Linked DNA regions of Homo sapiens: region 2 is linked to region 1. Evidence: chromatin contacts called from ENCODE Hi-C or POLR2A ChIA-PET data. All regions are on one chromosome and are shown on one strand. Each heading gives the region's core, a stretch centred on a gene start or an enhancer-like site at or near the end of the contact. The rest is flanking DNA. Distances are from core to core; before and after follow the strand shown.

The links. A loop is a pair of places that touch in the nucleus more often than their neighbours do. ChIA-PET counts read pairs that join two places held with the same protein, here RNA polymerase II (POLR2A). Pooled maps may share reads with other maps.
Region 2: a loop to region 1 is called in a pooled map, with 4 times the contacts of the local background. The contact joins the enhancer-like site here to the promoter of ACVR2B in region 1. A Hi-C loop is called at or near these places in 2 of 168 maps with a recorded cell type or tissue (PC-3 and transverse colon) and 4 of 50 pooled maps. POLR2A ChIA-PET finds 5 or more read pairs at or near these places in 1 of 52 experiments (activated T-cell).

Annotation. Positions count from the first base shown.
Region 1 is chr3:38,451,308-38,456,528 of GRCh38, forward strand. It overlaps ACVR2B (activin A receptor type 2B), which reads left to right and starts at 2,583. Exons shown (of 11, transcript NM_001106.4): 1 at 2,583-3,067. The coding sequence starts at 3,016. ACVR2B-AS1 (ACVR2B antisense RNA 1) reads right to left here and starts at 3,513. Exons shown (of 2, transcript NR_028389.1): 1 at 3,196-3,513; 2 at 1-1,918. It also overlaps a transcript of XYLB not described here. RefSeq lists enhancers at 2,165-2,664, 3,269-3,852, 3,853-4,437 and silencers at 2,383-2,432, 2,443-2,562, 2,983-3,262, 4,073-4,252.
Region 2 is chr3:38,518,609-38,523,870 of GRCh38, forward strand. The region is part of intron 5 of EXOG (exo/endonuclease G); the gene reads left to right. Among named protein-coding and RNA genes, the nearest start is that of EXOG, 25 kb to the left of the region's middle. Within about 2 kb of position 2,971, at least 2 of the 41 ENCODE cell types and tissues checked have a DNase peak (open chromatin) inside an H3K27ac peak, as active enhancers do.

The DNA.
Region 1 (5,221 bases), core at 1,333-3,832:
AGGAACTCGGATAAAACAAGTAAGTTTCCAGCTTTAACTGCAAAAGGGTCAACTTCTATAATCCCAGCACTTTGGGAGGCTGAGGCAGGCAGGTCACCTGAAGTTGGGAGTTCAAGACCAGCCTGGCCAACATGATGAAACCCTGTATCTACTAAAAATACAAAACTTAGCTGGGCATGGTGGCGTGCCTGTAATTCCAGCTACTTGGGAGGCTGCGGCAGGAGAATCACTTGAACTCAGGAGGTGGAGGTCGCAGTGAGCCGAGATCGTGCCACTGCACTCCAGTGAGGGCAATAAGAGCCAAACTCTGTCTCAAAAACAAAAACAAAAACAAAAACAAAAACAACTGTCTATGGGACTCTTTGGCTGGTTTCAGTAGGACTCATAAGGTTCTGATTTGAGCAATGGTGTAGTTGCTTATGCCATTGATTCAGACAGGGAAAACTGGGGAGGAGATTTACGGGGAAAATGAGGACTTCTGCTTTGGCTAGGTCAAATTTGAGATGCCTGATAGGCTACCAACTGCAGTTGTCAAGTAAGCAGTTGGATATAAATTTGGGGTTCCCAGACAGGTCAGAGTGGAAGACACAGATATTTGGGCAGCTTGGACCACTCTGAGTCCTTATTATGATACCTGACCTGGTATGGAGTAGAAGAGAGGAACCAGCCAATCTAATTTTTGGCACATGGATAAAAGTCGATACCTTTCAGTCCATATTGGAATGGAGATAACGATTTATACTCCCTAGAAAAGACACTTAAACTGGATATGGAATTACTTCCGTTATCACAGTCTATCACTGTGGCCTCCTGTGTTATTACCAGATACCTTATACACAGCTAGGGTGTCCCATACAACACTGCTTCTTGCTTGGCACACAGTCGCATAGTATTCAATCCTGTGTTAAATGGCTTAGATAATAAGTCACCTGTAGGGATTATAGCAAGCAGGGACCATCATTTTCACATAGAATTTCCCAGGACTGGAAGGGACTTTTAAAGACCCAGAAATCTTTCTGGGCAGTGCCTCCAAAGTGTGGCCCCTGAGGTGTTCCTGCTGCTCTGGTGACCGGGGGTAGTTGACCCTATTTCAATGTCAATCAGAACAATATACATTCCTTTATAAACTTGTTTTTTTTTTGAGAGAGAGTCTCACTCTGTCACCTAGGATGGAGTGCAGTGGTGCAATCTCAGCTCACTGCAACCTCCGCCTCCCTCCTGTGTTCAAGCGATTCTCCTGCCTCAGCCTCCTACCGAGTAGTTGGAATTACAGGTGTGTGTCACCATGCCCAGCTAATTTTTGTATTATTTAGTAGAGACAGGTTTTTGCCATGTTGGTCAGGCTGGTCTCGAACTCCTGACCTCAAGAGCCTCCTGGGCCTCTAAAAGTGCTGGAATTACAGGTTTGAGCCACCTCGCCCTGCCTATAGTGAACATTTACATAATATTTTGTTTGACTAGGTTTCTGCCATTAAGAAGATGCAAAACCCTGAGGGAGTGTACCTCTTCACTTTGCATATGGGAAAACTGAGGCTCAGAGAAGTGAAATGACTGAGACCTCCAGGTGCCACCTCCCTTTCAGCTGCTCCTGCCCTGCTCCAAGCAAGGATGTGCCAAGTCAAGAGAAGACAGAGGACAATTAATGTTATCTGAGGATCTCGGAGCCTCATCCCTGAGCTATGATGGTCTTTCCCTCCTTAGTTGGGAGCCCCATCACGTTCCTCCGAAGCTCTAGTTGTGTGATAAGGAGGGTGGAATCTGAGACAGAGAACGATGGCCCTCCAAGGAGGGAGTTCGGGGTGAGGAAAACAGCAAAACCATGTGCTAGACAAGATCTTCAACTGCAGGGCTCTGGAGGCAACTGGGAAGTTTTGAAAGTGCAGATTGAAGCTCAGGGCCGCTGTGGGTGGCGCAGGAACTGCAGAAGACAAGATAGGATTAGGGAGGGCCAGCAGGTTGCCAGAGGCCCTTTTCCACCTGCTGGGCTTAGAGGGGCGGGACTCTGCCCGCTCCCTCACTTGGTTGGGTTTAAATGACCACTCCCCGCCCTAGCTGTGCCTTTGAGTGTGTGGCAAGGGATTGCAGACGGGAGACTGCTTGTCAATTCAGGGAAGTCAGCCTCTTTCTGCCACTTAATTCGCCCATCAGTAGAGATCCGACTTTCCCACGGTTCACTGTCACCCCCATTGCACAGGTGGGGAATCCAAGGCACAGAGGCGTCTGGGCCAGAGTCCCGGGACTATCCACTCATTCCGGGGTTGTAGGGCAGCATGTGTCAGGAGCTTGGGCTCGAGCGTGCGGGGCACTAATTGCGAGTGCAGTGGCCACAGGCTCCCGGGCAAAGTGGTCAGGAGCCCATTCCCGCCACCTCCGTCCGCGCGCCCCGCCCTGTCCTCCAGCAAGTTGGTGCACGCGCGTCCTCCCACAGGGCGCGGGATGGGGGCGGGGCCTCCGTGTTGTTGTTTCTCTGGGGCCCCGCCCCTCAGGGGGGCGCGGACCACGCGGCCGGAGGGCCCGCCTCCCCTCCCCCTCCCCGCCCAGCCCGCCCGCCTCTTTGTATCCAACATCCGGGTTTCCCCGCTGGCTCGGCTCCGTGGCCGCCGCTCAGGAGCCATTTTGGACTCGGTTCAGCTCCCCTCCCCCCCACCCCTCCCCCCGTTCATGGCCCCTCCGGACTCGGCCCCTGCGCCCGGGGCCCGGGCCCAGCCCCGCCGCGCTATGCCTGAGTCGGGCGCGCCCCGGCCCGTGCCCCGCCGCCGCCCCCCGGCCCCCGCGTCGCCCCGGAGCCCGGGCCGCAGCCTGCGCCGCCCGCAGCGGCCCTGAGCCCGGCCCCGCCGACCGGCCCTTGGAGCCCGAACGCTGCTCGGGGACGAAGGCGCAGGAAGCGCGCAGGGAACGAGACCGAAGGAAGGAGCGGGAAGGAGAGCGCAGCCGCCGCCTGGCCCTGCGCGCCCCGGGAGCGCCGTGCGGCCCTGCCCGCGGGCTCCGGGTGTGCGCGGGGCGGCGCCGCGGAACATGACGGCGCCCTGGGTGGCCCTCGCCCTCCTCTGGGGATCGCTGTGCGCCGGTAAGAACTGGGCGCGGCGCGGGGACGCCGAGAGGGCGCGCGGGGCTGGCCTCTGGCGCCGCGCGGTGTTTACCAACAAAGGGCGGGCCCGGGGCCTCGTCGCCGCACCACCTGTATTCAGCCCTCACCTCCGGGGGCGTGGGCTGGGGGCGCGGTGGGCGCCCGGCTCGCCGAACTTGGGGGCACGATCTTGTCTGTGCAGTCATCTGCGGGATTCTGGTTCCTAGAGGCGCCCCTGCGATGGGGGCCGGGACGCGGAGCCTCAGGGTCGGAGTTCGGGCTACGCGGGCGCGTGGAACCCAGGGAAAGAGTGAGGAAAACCTGAGCGTGGGGAAGGCGGCCAAGAGGGGTGGGCAGATCTCATTGGGGGTGGCAGGATTGTAGGTGCAGCAGCAGCAGCAGCATGCGGGGAGGGTTGCATGTCCCTCAGAGTCACTAAGTGTAGCGAAGCGAAGGGGGCGGCTTCACGCAGCCCAAAGTCCCCTGCATCTCTTGCCACCAGTCTGCGTCGCGTTACCGGCCCGGCGGGCTGTTGGTGCTGGCTCCCACCTGCTCCCTCTTTCCCTGCCGTTGGCCCCGGGATGCGGAGTGTGGTCGCTTCGCGGGACCGCTTTGTTTGGGCACTTGGGAGGGGAGGGGGTGGGTAAGATGGAAAACCCAACAGGTCCCTCTTCCTTCGGGCCTCCAGGAGGCACGTGGCGGGGTGGGTGACCAGCGCTCAGCTCGCCCGCGGCTGCGGGCGTGTGGCTGGAGGTGTTCGGCCAGCGCATGTGTGTTTGGGGGTATGTGGGCGCGGGCGTAAACAAGCGGAGTTCCGCCTGGAAAGCTTGTTTCTCCTACGGTCCAAGCACCGATTTCCCTCTCTCAGTGGTGCCGGGGTGCGCCTAACCCCGGCGGGCGCGCCGGGACGTCCCCTGGCCAGTCCTGGGAAACGTGGGGAGCTGGGCATTGAAGCTCTGGCGAGAAGGTCGGGGCGGCTGGTACCCGGCCGCCGGGTCCTGCGCGTCTTTGTTCCCAGCCCCCATTACACATGCAGCGCGGGTCCCCCGCCGCCCTCGGTGGCAGCCGCCTGGAGTCTGGGAAACCCTCGAGGGGCGGGGCCGGGCGTGCAGGGGCGGGGCCGGAGTCCCCACGCTGCTGCGGGGGTGGGGATTTGGGATCTGCGTCCCATTCCCACCCTGGTTCTACCTTCTCCTGTGCGTCGTCGTGAGGCTTAGTTTACACCGAAAGCGAGTGAGTTCTGTAGGGTAGTAGCGCGCGCGCGCGCAGCCTGAGTCCGGAAACCGAAGGGCAAAGACCAGCTGGCACCTGAGTACCGTATGGAAGAGGGCGTTGCAGCTCTCCTGGAGCCGCTTCTTGGAGGCGAAGTGGTGGTCGTGTTGGACTTTCTGCTCTTTTTTGCCCCGCTCCCTTGGGATGCCTTTTCCCCAAGAAGGAGTGCTCGAAAGTGAAAGGGGAGGCATTGGTCTGCTAGAGGGAGGGCGGCAGCAAGCTGACTTGATAGGCAGACCGCAGCCCACCTGACTGCCTCCAGACCCGCTGGGTGCCTGATCCCTGGAAGTGCTGGGGCTCTTCCAAGCCCAGGCCTTTAGGAGAGCTTCCTCCCAAGACAGGACAGCTTGAGACCTGGGATCTGGGGATCACACCAGTCTCACACCTCCCTCCTTAGGCAGGGCAGGGCGGCATCAGACCCCTGGAAGGACTGTATGTCCTTTCTTTTTCCTCTGCTTCAGTCACCTAGCTTGGGCAGTGCTGAGCAGTGTACCCTGCCAGGGGGCAGTCAGAGTCACACTATAAGGACCTGTATTCCTGCCCTGGGAGGAAGGTGGGGGTCACTGGGTATTTCTTGTAGTCACATCAACCAGTCCCTGACCTGTGGAGAACTGTGAAAAGAGCTGCCCCAGGCCCAGTTTGGAGCAGACCTGACCGTCCTGTTGCTTTGGCTTCAGGGATGCCCTTTAATTTCAAGCTCCTGGCTTGCTGTTTGGAATAACCCCCATACTGTGCAGCACACAATGCCTGCTAGAAGGAACATCTAGAAGAGTGCTGTGTGACAGAAATAGTGTATGAACTATGGATAGATATAAAACAACGTTTTCTAGTAGTCGTGTTAATAAAAGGAAGAAGAAACAGCTGTGTCTTAGCTGGGGCTGC
Region 2 (5,262 bases), core at 1,721-4,220, 68 kb after region 1:
CTTATTTTAGGAAGTTGTACCCAATAAAAGGGTTTATTTAGTTTTCTGTCCAGGCAATGAAGCATATATGTGTTTTTACTTTGGGGGAAGTAAAGCAAATGAACTGGCATTTCTTGAGGGCCAGGTATACCAGGCAGTATGTAAGTAGCTTTATATATGCATCTCATTCAATCTTCACTACACCCTTACAAAAAAAGTAGTGACCATTTTCTTTTATAGACAAGAAAATCAAGGCTTTAAGGATCAAGTCTCAGGCATATAGCTTATAATTGTCAAAGAGGGTATCCAAACATGGGTCTGTCTGACAATTGCCAGTCATTCACAGTGTTACTCTTTGAAGCGCTCAAGTTTATAGTAAATGAATTGCTGTGCTGTTCATATACAAAAGCTTAAGGTTAGCAGATAATAAAAGATGGTGTGGATGGAGAGAGGAGTTACAAGTGATACTTGCTAGCATGCAAAAATAACAGAAAATGGGCCAAGAGGAGGATTCCTTATAGCCAGGCAGAAATGTCTGTTAGAATATGTAGGAAAGGATCACATCATCATAGAACTTGAGTGAATATGAGCCTAAGGGAAGATTCGTAGCAGTGATTTTATCAGAAGTGAGTCATCTGACAGTTCTAATCAGAATCACCCCCTTTATTATATAGCTGAGGTCATCCCTGTGCTTTCTCTGATGTTCCTGTTTCAAGAAGAGGTTGATTCCAGACAAGTGAAACATACCTGAAGATTCTGGTTTGGACATTATAAATGGTCTGACAAGAAAGTGAGCTTCAGATTTTAGAACTCAGTGATGGTGGTAATGTTAGAAATATTTAACAATCTGTGTTCTTTTATAACAGCACTTTGCAAACTTCCATTATACTAACCCTAAAGGGGAGGAAATTGAAAATGCCCTCAGGAGTCTTGAGACATCATTTGAAGTGATATGGGAGTAATATTTTTTTTTAAGTCTCTTGCTTTATATTTAGGGAAAGCTTTTGTTCATTTCCATATCTATTTGTTTTAATGAAAGTTAAATTATTTTACTGGTTGTCTCCCTACCCTCACCCTAAATTTTCAAGTACCATTGACAGCCTAGAAAGAGGGTGCTTGTTTTACTGTGACTTAGTAGGCTGCTACCCTTTGGCCTGGAACAGGTACCCCAGTGTGAGAAGTACCGTCTTCCAGGGTTTGTGCTGCCACAAAAGCATCTGCTGAGGCTCTATAGATAACACAGGGGGCGACCACATTCTTGTTGACTTTACCACACTTTGTGACTCCCTCACTTTTCATGTTCCTTCCCCCCCTCAGGTTCGGATTTCCTGTTTATCAAACTCCCATGGTTTCTTTCTTTCACTTGATCGGCATGACTTTTTAAGGGCGTGGTCTCTTGATCTGTCCCTCTAGTTTTATTTTTGGAGTTTCTTTTTTTGTCTTACCAGGGGAATGTAACCAAATATATCTATCTAATTCTAGCAGGTACATATTTTTTCCTCTTGATGCTGCTTAATATTTTATTGGAGGCACATTTACAGTATGTATGACCTTACAAATGGCAGGCTTAATATGGGTATTGTTTGTTTTGGGTCTCTTCTGGGTCTGGGTGGCACAGGTGGTGGTGGCAAATTGTCATTTCTGTCTCTTGGATGGAAGGAAACAAGCTCAGGCCAGTATATAAGAAAACTAGCTTCAGGTTGCGAATGAGTGCCAGCTTATGTATTGTATTTTCTAGTTAACTCCCAGTTGACTTCCAATTTTTGCTACAGTCTTGAGTAGAGTTCAGTGCTTCTTGGGAATTTAATAGCAGCAAGGGTTTCCTTTGCAAAATATTTTTATACCTAAATCTTACATGAAAAGGGTTGTTTGCTGACTCACTGATTAACTAGACTTGGTTTATGTTAAGCCTTTGAGTCCTTTGTTACAGACATCATTTGTGCCCAAGTTGCTTTCTCCTCCTGAAACCCCATTGCTGACCTGTAACTAGTCTAATCTTGCTTGATTATACGTTTCCCCCGCCCCCATCCCTCTGTAAAACCATCTTTTGTACCAAATGCCGTTGTATCTTTTGAATGATGTCCACTACAAAATAGCTTTTTACATAGATCTTGTAGATTTTGAAAAATTTTTAACTAACATGTCATTGTATCTTCATAACAATTCTATGAGAGAGGCATTTATAAAATACAAAATAGCAATCCACCCACGGGGATGGCTGTTACGTATTTTGTAAATGAAGAAACAAGAAATGGGTGGACGCGACTTGCAGCTTAGTGGCAAAGCCAGGTTTGACCAGGTCTCTGGGCTTCCAGTCCACCAAACCTCTAGTAGTGTTTAGAAACATTTCTGGAAGTCTCCCAATTTTTCCAAAAGTAGGAAAAATTTATTATGTAGATTGAGTTGTCTTTAAAGAGACAGCTCTAAAATATTTTACGATTGATGTTGTTTTAAAAAATTGTCTTAAATTCAAGGAAGAAACGGTGTGTTTTTCTGAATACCCAACTAGGACCTGTCCCTATATTAGACAGATTAAAGATGTTTGCTTCCTAAGAACAAAGCAGACTGAATCAGAAAAGAGATTAGTGAGTGGCTAAGTTTTTATTTTTCTCCTTAGTTCTAGGGATAGTATTTTACCCCCTTGAAATAGTGTGAGAAGGTCATGGGTAGAAGGATCACACCTGTGATTCCTAATAGGAATTTCTGTTTCCATGAGGTTTCTCAAAAGTAGAATCGAGGTCCTTTAGCAATTGTAAGAGTTTTTAAACACCTATAGAAATGGTACATTTGCATAAAGTAAAGCTGTAGAACTGAAAATGTCCAACGTCTTTACTTTTGGCTGGAATTTTACGAGCCTGATTAGCTCTGCATGGCAGCAATGGGCATGTTAATTATATTTGAAAATTGCCGTTTGTTTGTAGACAAGGAGTCCATGAGGAGAGAAAATCAAGTGAATGTTCTTGAACTGTACTGCAGTGATGGGGAATGTCCACAAGGTGGCGCAAAGACTTTGTTTAACTGCTGGATTCCTAGCTAGCACCTGGAATACTTGAAGCCCCTTTCACCTTCTCCCTCTTTGCAAACTATGGCTCAGCTGCATCTGTGCCCTCAGTTCTGGTCCCCAGCTTCCCCTGAATCCCCTTCGTGCTGTTATTTGGGCTTTGTATTGGTACCTAACCACATTCTACCTGTAGTGAAAGCTGAAGGTCTTGGTTCCCACTCTAGGTGGTAAGTTTCTTGAGTGGAGGCACCAGCTGCATATACTTTAAAGCATATTCTTTTCTGTATTTCCAGCAATGCCAGGCACAGGACCTCTGAGTTGCATTGTTGAATTAACATCTTTTGGTTATTTGTGAGTTAATTGTGGACTTCCATAGGGTTCTCCCTCAGTATATTTTTGGCTTTGAAGAGTATGTTTATCTTCCCAGCTGCATAAATGAATTTTTGGGGTGAAATGGGGATTTTATGTTTGTAGTACATAGTTTCATAGACTTTACACCACACCCCGACCAACCACTTTCAGTAACTTCGAAGACAGTTGGTTATGGAAATCATTCCCGTGCACGGGTCTTCCCTGAAGCTCTGCAATTGGTCTTGGCAGTGGGACCTTCATGTGTGACAGACAGCAGATGGCCATGGAGTTCCCAGGCTGTGTGCCATGTAGGTAGGAGCTTGAAAAAAGCAGAAAAGAAACCTCCTTTGTAGCTGTCGTGTCTCTGTCTTATTTGGGCTCACAAGAAGGAATCTTGCTGCAGGCAGAGCTGTCTGATCAGGAAAGAAAACTGACTCTTACCAGGGAAGGGCCCGGGAGGGGCAGTAATACCAATGAGCATGTTTTAGTTGGATTATGTCAGTTATTGGGGACCATTAAGTAAATAGATGTTGAGTATTTTCTTTTTCAAAAAAGCCTTTTTGTTTTGTTTTGTTTTGTTTTGAGATGGAGTTTCGCTCTTGTTGCCCAGGCTGGAGTGTAGTGTCACAATCTCGGCTAACTGCAACCTCCACCTCCCGGGTTCAAGTGATTCTTTTGCCTCAGCCTCCCGAGTAGCAGGGATTACAGGCATGCGCCACCACGCCCAGCTAATTTTGTATTTTTAGTAGAGATGGGGTTTCTCCATGTTGGTCAGGCTGGTCTCAAACTCCCAACCTCAGGAGATCTGCCTGCCTTGGCCTCCCAAAGTGCTGGGATTACAGGCATGAGCCACCACACCTGGCCCAGATGCCAATTGGAAGGAAATTTGAAAAGGTTTAGTAATAATGTTATTTCATTAATTTCAGCCAAACCACACAACTAATTTATGTTTTCTAGGCCTGACCCTGGCTCTGGCTTCTTCATTGTGTGGATACCTTTCCAAAATGTTTGATATGACAACATATTTAGAAGTTCTTTGATCACAAGCCCAAGGATGTGCAAAACTCAGAGCAAACAGCATTTACATTTATGTAATTTAATTTTAAAAATTAGCCCTAATTGAAGTGATCCTGGAGATGGTAATGTTGACTTGACACCTGGCTGCTTCTCTAAGGGCTATCTGTTTAGTTCCCTAGTGAATTTCATAAACTAAGGCCATGTTTTTATTTCTAGAGCTGGGAGTACCCAAGCCTGCAGTTTTGACCTTTGAATGTTTGGAGCACCAGAAGTTCTGATTATGAGATGAAGAGAAAATGACAGCTTTTCTTGTCTATTAAAAAACCAGGACTCACTCATGGCATTCCTTTGTCCTTTGTCCTACAAACAGAACAGAGACTGTGACCCCTGATCTTTGGGTTGGCATTATTTTATTTTTATTTTTTGAGGTGGAGTCTTGCTCTGTCGGCCAGGCTGGAGTGCAGTGGTGCAATCTCGGCTCACTGCACCCTCTGCCTCCTGGGTTCAAGCAATTCTTCTGCTTCAGCCTCCCAAGTAGCTGGGATTACAGGCGCCTGCCACCACACCCAGCTAATTTTTGTATTTTTTTTTAGTAGAGATGGGGTTTCACCATGTTGGCCAGGCTGGTCTTGAACTCCTGACCTCAAGTGATCTGCCCGCCTTGGCGTCCCAAAGTGCTGGGATTACAGGTATGAGCCACCGTGCCTCACCTGGGGTTATATTATTTTAAAGAATGTGATCAGAATTGACCTGTTAAATACTCTTCTTGTATGTGAATCTCTGAGTCAGTTTATTATTTTTGGCAGTTGAATTTAAATTCATTAGAACAGAGTGGGATGGCTTATAAGTACATTTCAGCAATGCATTAAATAAGTATTTTTCAGAAAAAATTTGCGAACTGTTAGCACAAATTG